2 separate regions of the Homo sapiens genome follow, and region 1 is linked to region 2. Evidence: chromatin contacts called from ENCODE Hi-C data. All regions are on one chromosome and are shown on one strand. Each heading gives the region's core, a stretch centred on a gene start or an enhancer-like site at or near the end of the contact. The rest is flanking DNA. Distances are from core to core; before and after follow the strand shown.

Region 1 (3,174 bases), core at 644-3,143, 62 kb before region 2:
GCTGAGCACACTCATTGCAGGGAGGGTATTGTGGAGAATTTTTGCAGATGAGGCAGGATACTGTCTCTGCTGGGAGCTGGGTATGACTGGAACCTGCCAGCTAAGCATTCCCAGGGGCTGATTAAGCTGTTTGGTTTCTTAATTTTTGTATTTTTAAGGAGGGGGTAACTCTCACGTCCGTTTCCCTGAGAGAGAGGCTTGCATTTTTGTTGCTGGTGATTTTGACACACAAACATTAAATTGACCCTGCAGAGAAGTAATGGGTTTTTCAAGGACCCCTGATATGTATGTTTTTATTCAATGCTTTGAGAAAGATGAGATTCTGATGTCAGAAACCAGTCAAGCAAATGTCCACAGACATGCCCGAGGGTGTGGGGATGGTCGCACGCTGTGGCCTGGGCTGGAGGGTCTTATGCTGGCCTTTGGGACCACAGTTCTTTCCATGGAAGTGCAGAGGGAGCTCTGGACATCACGGGTAAGGTGGGGGCCCATGCTTGTCCTGGGAAGCTGAGCCTCCCATGCTGGCCTGTCTGCTAAGCGGCCCTGCCTCCCAGGTGGTGAGCAGTCTAGGTAAGTCAGCAAGTGTGTACCTCCCTACTGGACTCCTGGGAGAGTTCTTCAAGAGGTTTGGGGTAGAAAATGCGAGTCAAAGCCAAGCATGGTGGCTCATGCCCGTAATCCCAGCACTTTGGGAGGCCAAGGCGGGTGGATCACTTGAGGTCAGGAGTTTGAGACCAGCCCGGCCAACATGGTGAAACCCCATCTCTACTAAAAATGCAAAAATTAGCCGGGTGTGGTGGCACATGCCTGTAATCCCAGCTACTCAGGAGGCTGAGACGGGAGAATAGCTTGAACCTGGGAGGCAGAGGCTGCAGTGAGCTCAGATTGTGCCACTGCACTCCAGCCTGAGTGACAGAGTGAAACCCTGTCAAAAAAAAGAAAGAGAGAGAGAAAGAAAGAAAGAAAGAGAAAGGAAGGAAAGAAGAGAGAGAGAAAGAAAGAAAAAGAAAAGGAAAGAAGAGAGAAAGAAAGAAAAGAAAGAAAGGAAGGAAAGAAGAGAGAGAAAGAGAGAAAGAAAGAGAGAAAGAAAGAAAGAAAGAAAGAAAAAAGAAAAGAAAGAGAAAGATAGAAAGGCGAGTCAAGTGAGCAAGGCGGACCGACGGGCCCCTGGGAAGCTGTTTCTTGGCAGATGTCTCCAGTCAGTGGCTGAAACCATTGTCATTGCATGGGCTCCATTCCTAACTTTTCCTGCTGCCAGTATCTTTTGTCTTTCCTTCCTCTTTCCACGGTTTCACCTGTAACTTCTCATAGCCCTCACTGCACCTGTGTTCTCCTCTGCCTTTCTTCCTGTTACCTGTTTTTGTCCATCCTTCCTTTCTTCCTCCCCATTGCCTCCCTCTCTCCTCCACGTCCTTGCTTCCCTACTCCCTTTCTCACTCCTCTTGCCCTTTATTTTCTCTGCCCCTCTCTCCATGATCTGGGCCAGCTTCCTCTTTCCTATCAGCCGGGAGCCTGCAGGGTCAGAGACACAGCTGACCTCTGTCAAGTTGGTTTTGGAATTCAGGTGCCTTTGATGCAACATTGTTAGCAGCTGAGTTGACTTCCTTCTGGAGCGCTCCCATTTGAGCAAGAATTTCCTTAGTCACAGAATAAATGGCATGACCACACCTCCCACATTTTCCTGGGACAATTCCAATTTCAAATCTCTATTTCTAGTTGACCCCGAAGTACCCCCCTAGTTGAAGGACTGCAGTACGTAGAGTCCCCACATGTGGGAAATAATGGTTAACGTAGTTAGAATGGAACTGGAGTTTTTACCCTGGCGTGTGAGCAGCTTCTGCCTTCTTTAAAATGGGCAGGACAGCTCCTGGCAGCAGCTGTGCAGAGCTTGGGGGAGGACCTAACGAGGACACGACGTACATTGTCCCAATTGACAACTCTCCAAATCTGGAAGATGGGATGAGCTTCATGGTATTATTCACATATTGAATAATTCAGTGCATGCCATGTTTTGCTATCTATAGTTGTGTGGTGTTGAAGTGTGGTACAACCTGTTATTTATTATTAACAGTTTGGAAAGGAAGTCAGGAAGTACCAAATATAACCAGAGGATGAAGAGGGGCAAAGAAGCAAATGACTCATACATTGTATATACTCAAGCAGGAGCCACAGGCAGAAGGAGCCAGTCCAAATGATTAGTCCGGAAAACTCCAAACAGCACTACAAAGCAAATTCAAGCCAGATAGTGCTCATAAAAGGCTGTGGTCAGATCTTCTTATTGGTCACAGGCTGGGGAAGTACAGGCTGAATTAGAAAGGTGTGAGCTATAAGATATACATTGACATATAGCTTTATTAATTTCAAGTCTAGGTCTATGAAGTGTTGTCCAATAAGCATCCTTAGGGGAACTGATTTAATGAGCATATAGGAATAATTTTTTTTCTTTTTTTTTTTTTTTTGAGACAGAGTTTCACTCCATTGCTCAGGCTGGAGTGCAGTGATGCAATCTTGATTCACTGCAACCTTCGCCTCCCGGGTTCAAGCAATTCTCCTCCCTCAGCCTACTGAGTAGCTGGGACTACAGGCACCTGCCACCAGCGCCGGCTAATTTTTGTAATTTTTAGTAGAGACGGGGTTTCACTGTGTTGGCCAGGCTTGTCTTGAACTCCTGACCTCAAGTGATCCACCTGCCTCAGCCTCCCAAGGTGCTGGGATTACAGGCGTGAGCCACAGCACCCAGCCGGAATAATTTTCAATCAGCAAATATTTCTATTTAAGTGGGTGTTTTGCACAAGTAGGAAGGCCTGTGAAGACATTTCTCATGTGTTTGTGCTTCCATCGTCTCAGTAAGACAGTTGTTGTGCATCTTCCGTTTTGAATTGCCAGAACCTAGCGTGGCACCTGTTATGTAGTAGGTGCTCAATAAATGTGAATTGTGTAAAAAAAAAAAATGAATTAAGCGAGGAAATAGTAAAGGCTATTGGTAAGAAAGAAAACTTAGATTTCAGTGTTCCTGAGTCTTCCCTTAGAGATTTATCCCTTTGGATTCAACCTTGTCTCCTGGCACTGTCTTTGAAAAGTTGTCCCCTTTCTGGAAACACATTAGAATCAGAAACTCATTCACAGGCTGGAATTGCCAGAGAATTCGCTCTTGAAAAGAGCTGATAGTAGGGC
Region 2 (3,195 bases), core at 166-2,665:
CGACAGAGGGAGACTCCGTCTCAAAAAAAATTCTAAGAAACGTTTTATTATCTTTTCCCTGAATGGGTACTCGTGTAAAATGAGTTTTCTTAGTAGATTCCTAGAGATCCTTAAGGAAGGTCTCTTCCTGAAGAATCCAGGTGTGTAAACCACATATTGCCAGAAGGGGGCGCGCGCCACCCACCATTAAACTTCACTCCTGGTCCTCAGAGGACTTTGAGCTGCTTCAAGGGCGGCCCCTCAGCTGAATAGGGGAAGAGGGGAGGTTGATCTTTCCTGGGTAGGAACGTTCGGGGTTAGAGATGCCTCCCCCTAGTGGAAGATTTGGATGGCTCCAAAGAGCAGGGCAGGACCAAAGCTGCCCCAGGCTGCCGGGGAGGCCTGTGAGTGCCGACTGCTCCTCAGGCGTCCGCTCCAAATCCTCTCTTCCTCTCCACCTGAAATTCCCCTTTAGAGTCACTATTTTGGCTTAGAGGACAAAATCACACGTGTTGCTTCTAGAGGACTCCTGTTAGCACACCTAAGTTACCTGAGAAGCGATTCAGGGACCCTCAACATGGCTGCACATGAAAGTCACCAGGAGCTTTAAAAACTGGGGCCCAAGCTGCGTCCCAAACCAAGCAAATCAGAATCCTTGGGGATGGGACCCACGCATTAGCGTTCAACACCTCTCTGGGGGCTTCTGGTGTGCAGCCCGGGCTGTGCGCCCTGGGGTAGGAGCTTGCTGATGCCCTCCCGTGAGTCCAGGTGGTGAGCTGATCTAGTTAGTGAGTTCACCTGGGAGGGCATCGGCTACGATGATGTTTAAACTTTAGTGCATATAAAGCTCACCTGGCAGGGGGAGCGGGGAGAGTTTTCTGGTGCCCTAGCTTTCCTCGTGCCCAGAGGCCACTTCCGGAAGCCCGCAGTCTTGATGAGATGGAAGCAGAGAGAGAGAACGAGAAGGATCCAGCGAGAACCCCGCCTGCTCCGTAAGACGATCAGAGGTCATGAATAATGGAGAGAAACGGGGGCCTTTGAGTCCTGGGAGCCTGGCTGATTCCGGGGCCCCGCCTTCCTCAGGAGGGTCCCGTGTGGGCTGTAAGGCTTGGGAGATCTCCTGGGTGAGGAGCCCTCACCTGTCCCTGGGGTGGCCTGGAGGGATCCCAGGTGACCCCCTGGCTGTGAGGCCAGGTGGGAAATGGACTTCAAGGGCTCCGTGTCACCTGATTCTCCATAGGGAGGAGAGAGGGCTGGTGGGGAGGGGAGAGAGGAAGGAAGTCAGCCTGCCCTCAGCGCCATGAATAAGTGATGAGGCCCAAAGAGAAGCCCCGGGGCAGGTACAGAGGAGGAGGAGGTGGCTCACCAGAGGGTGGTGGGAGGGGACAGGGACAGGAGGTTCAGAGATAAGGCACTGAGGTTCAGCTCAGGAGCCAGAGAAGGCAGAGGGAACAGCACCTTGGGCACGGGGAAGCCAAGAAAACGGGGCACTCTGGCCCACCCAGGCCTGAGCTATAGGAGGGCCGTGGGCGCCAGAGCTCAGGGAGGAGGTCTCAGGTTCCCGCAGGTGTGAGGAGGCGGCACAGTGAGCCTGCGAGCGCTGGGAGAAGGCAGCCGACAGAATGATGCCCCAGAAGAAAAGGCGGAGGAAGAAGGACATCGACTTCCTGGCCCTGTACGAAGCGGAGCTGCTGAACTACGCCTCGGAGGACGACGAGGGGGAGCTGGAACACGAGTACTACAAGGCCAGAGGTGCGGGGTCCCAGCCTGCGGGGGGCGGGTGGTGCAGCTGGCTGCGGTGGGCAGGGGTCTGTTCCTGTCTATGGGGAGTCATTCTAAGATTTCGGAGCAAGCCCTTCCTCACTGATTATCCCATGTGTCTGTTCCATATCCCCTCGGAGTAAGAAGGCAGGCATTATGCAGGGATGGTGGGGTCCCTGTTGTACAGACAGGTGGAGCAACTTGCCTTTAGCCCCCGATTCTCAGTGGAACAGAATAGACTAGAGCCACAGTGCCCCCATGGCCCCATGTTCTCCAGCTCCTGAACATCCCCAAAGCCACGTTCCAGTCTGGTCCCCGAGTAGGTGGTCTGCATCAGGCAGAGCGCCCTGAACTGCTGGGGTCATGAAAGGATGTCTTGGGGAGGAAGCCTGACAGCTCATCCTATGCCCACTGTGGTTGATGGAGACAGGGAGCCTGGGGCTTTGCAAGGAGATGTCCATCCCATATGTCGAAGGCGGCCGGTGCTCTGGACCCCAGGGCCTTGTCCTTCTAGTCTCATCTTTCCCTGGGCCACATGAGACCTGCTTGAAATTGCTCTAACTCCTTGCCAGGTAAACCAAAGAAGTGAACTGTGACCCTAGAGCTGGTTTTGGCCAGCAGAGTTTAAGTTGTTTTTTTCCTTTCCAGCGTTTTGAAATCCTTTTTTCTGTGAATGCCAATAGGCTGTGGACGTCCAGCTTATCACAGTCTCCACCACTCCCTGTCATCTCATACTAGGTCTGGTTTACTCATCAGTGCTGCCTGCCTAGTCTCTGAAGCCATTTAAATTCTCAATGCTGACTCCAAAGTGGCTCACCAGTCCCCGTAAGCGCCATAGTCATCCATGCATTCACTCATTCATTCATTCAGCAAGTATTTATTGAATGTGTGCTCTGTGCCTGCCCATGGCCTTGTTTGTCTTCCCCTTTCTCCCTCTTCCTGTCCTCACTCTGAAAGCCCAGTTCTGATCCCATCTCTTCCATGAAGCCCTCCTTGATTCCAGTCCACCATGAGTTCCCTGATTACATCCAATTCATAATTGTTCCATTGTTTCCTGCAAAGCTTGTCCAGCTGTGTCCGGCTTGCAGCCACAGTCACCCTAAACTCCGTGAGGGTGGGGCCTTGCTGTACTTGTCTTTAGTCCTCATCATTCAGCCCCTGCACAGTCCTGGGCTTAGAGGAGGTAGTCTCAGCTGAGATCAGGAAGGCTGTGGCCCCTTTCCAGGTACAGAATCCTGGGTACCTCCAAGGGTAGAAGGGGGGGCTGTAGTAGGAGGAAGTGGGCCCAGGAAAAAGGAAGCATCCGCCACCTTCTAACAGTACATGTGCCTCAAGCTCTGACCCTCTTGTGAGGGGAGGGGCTGGGAGGTGAGACATCAGGGCAGCATCCCCACCATGTGTGCTTGGCTTCCCAGGTGATTCTCCCCAGCCACGTGACTGTTGGTGAGATCATTC

What was found. Hi-C counts contacts between places; a loop is a spot of excess contacts on that map. Pooled maps may share reads with other maps.
Region 1: a map of endothelial cell of umbilical vein shows a loop between it and region 2 (7-fold over the local background). The contact joins the enhancer-like site here to the promoter of LOXHD1 in region 2. A Hi-C loop is called at or near these places in 3 of 168 maps with a recorded cell type or tissue (PC-3, endothelial cell of umbilical vein and heart right ventricle) and 1 of 50 pooled maps.

The regions. Positions count from the first base shown.
Region 1 is chr18:46,717,615-46,720,788 of GRCh38, reverse strand. All of the region lies in intron 1 of ST8SIA5 (ST8 alpha-N-acetyl-neuraminide alpha-2,8-sialyltransferase 5), which reads left to right. Among named protein-coding and RNA genes, the nearest start is that of ST8SIA5, 38 kb to the left of the region's middle. RefSeq lists an enhancer at 2,929-3,174. Within about 2 kb of position 1,893, at least 6 of the 41 ENCODE cell types and tissues checked have a DNase peak (open chromatin) inside an H3K27ac peak, as active enhancers do; they include PC-3 and endothelial cell of umbilical vein, where a contact is called at or near this core.
Region 2 is chr18:46,655,440-46,658,634 of GRCh38, reverse strand. It overlaps LOXHD1 (lipoxygenase homology PLAT domains 1), which reads left to right and starts at 1,415. Exons shown (of 41, transcript NM_001384474.1): 1 at 1,415-1,731. The coding sequence starts at 1,602. RefSeq lists enhancers at 358-407, 218-1,167.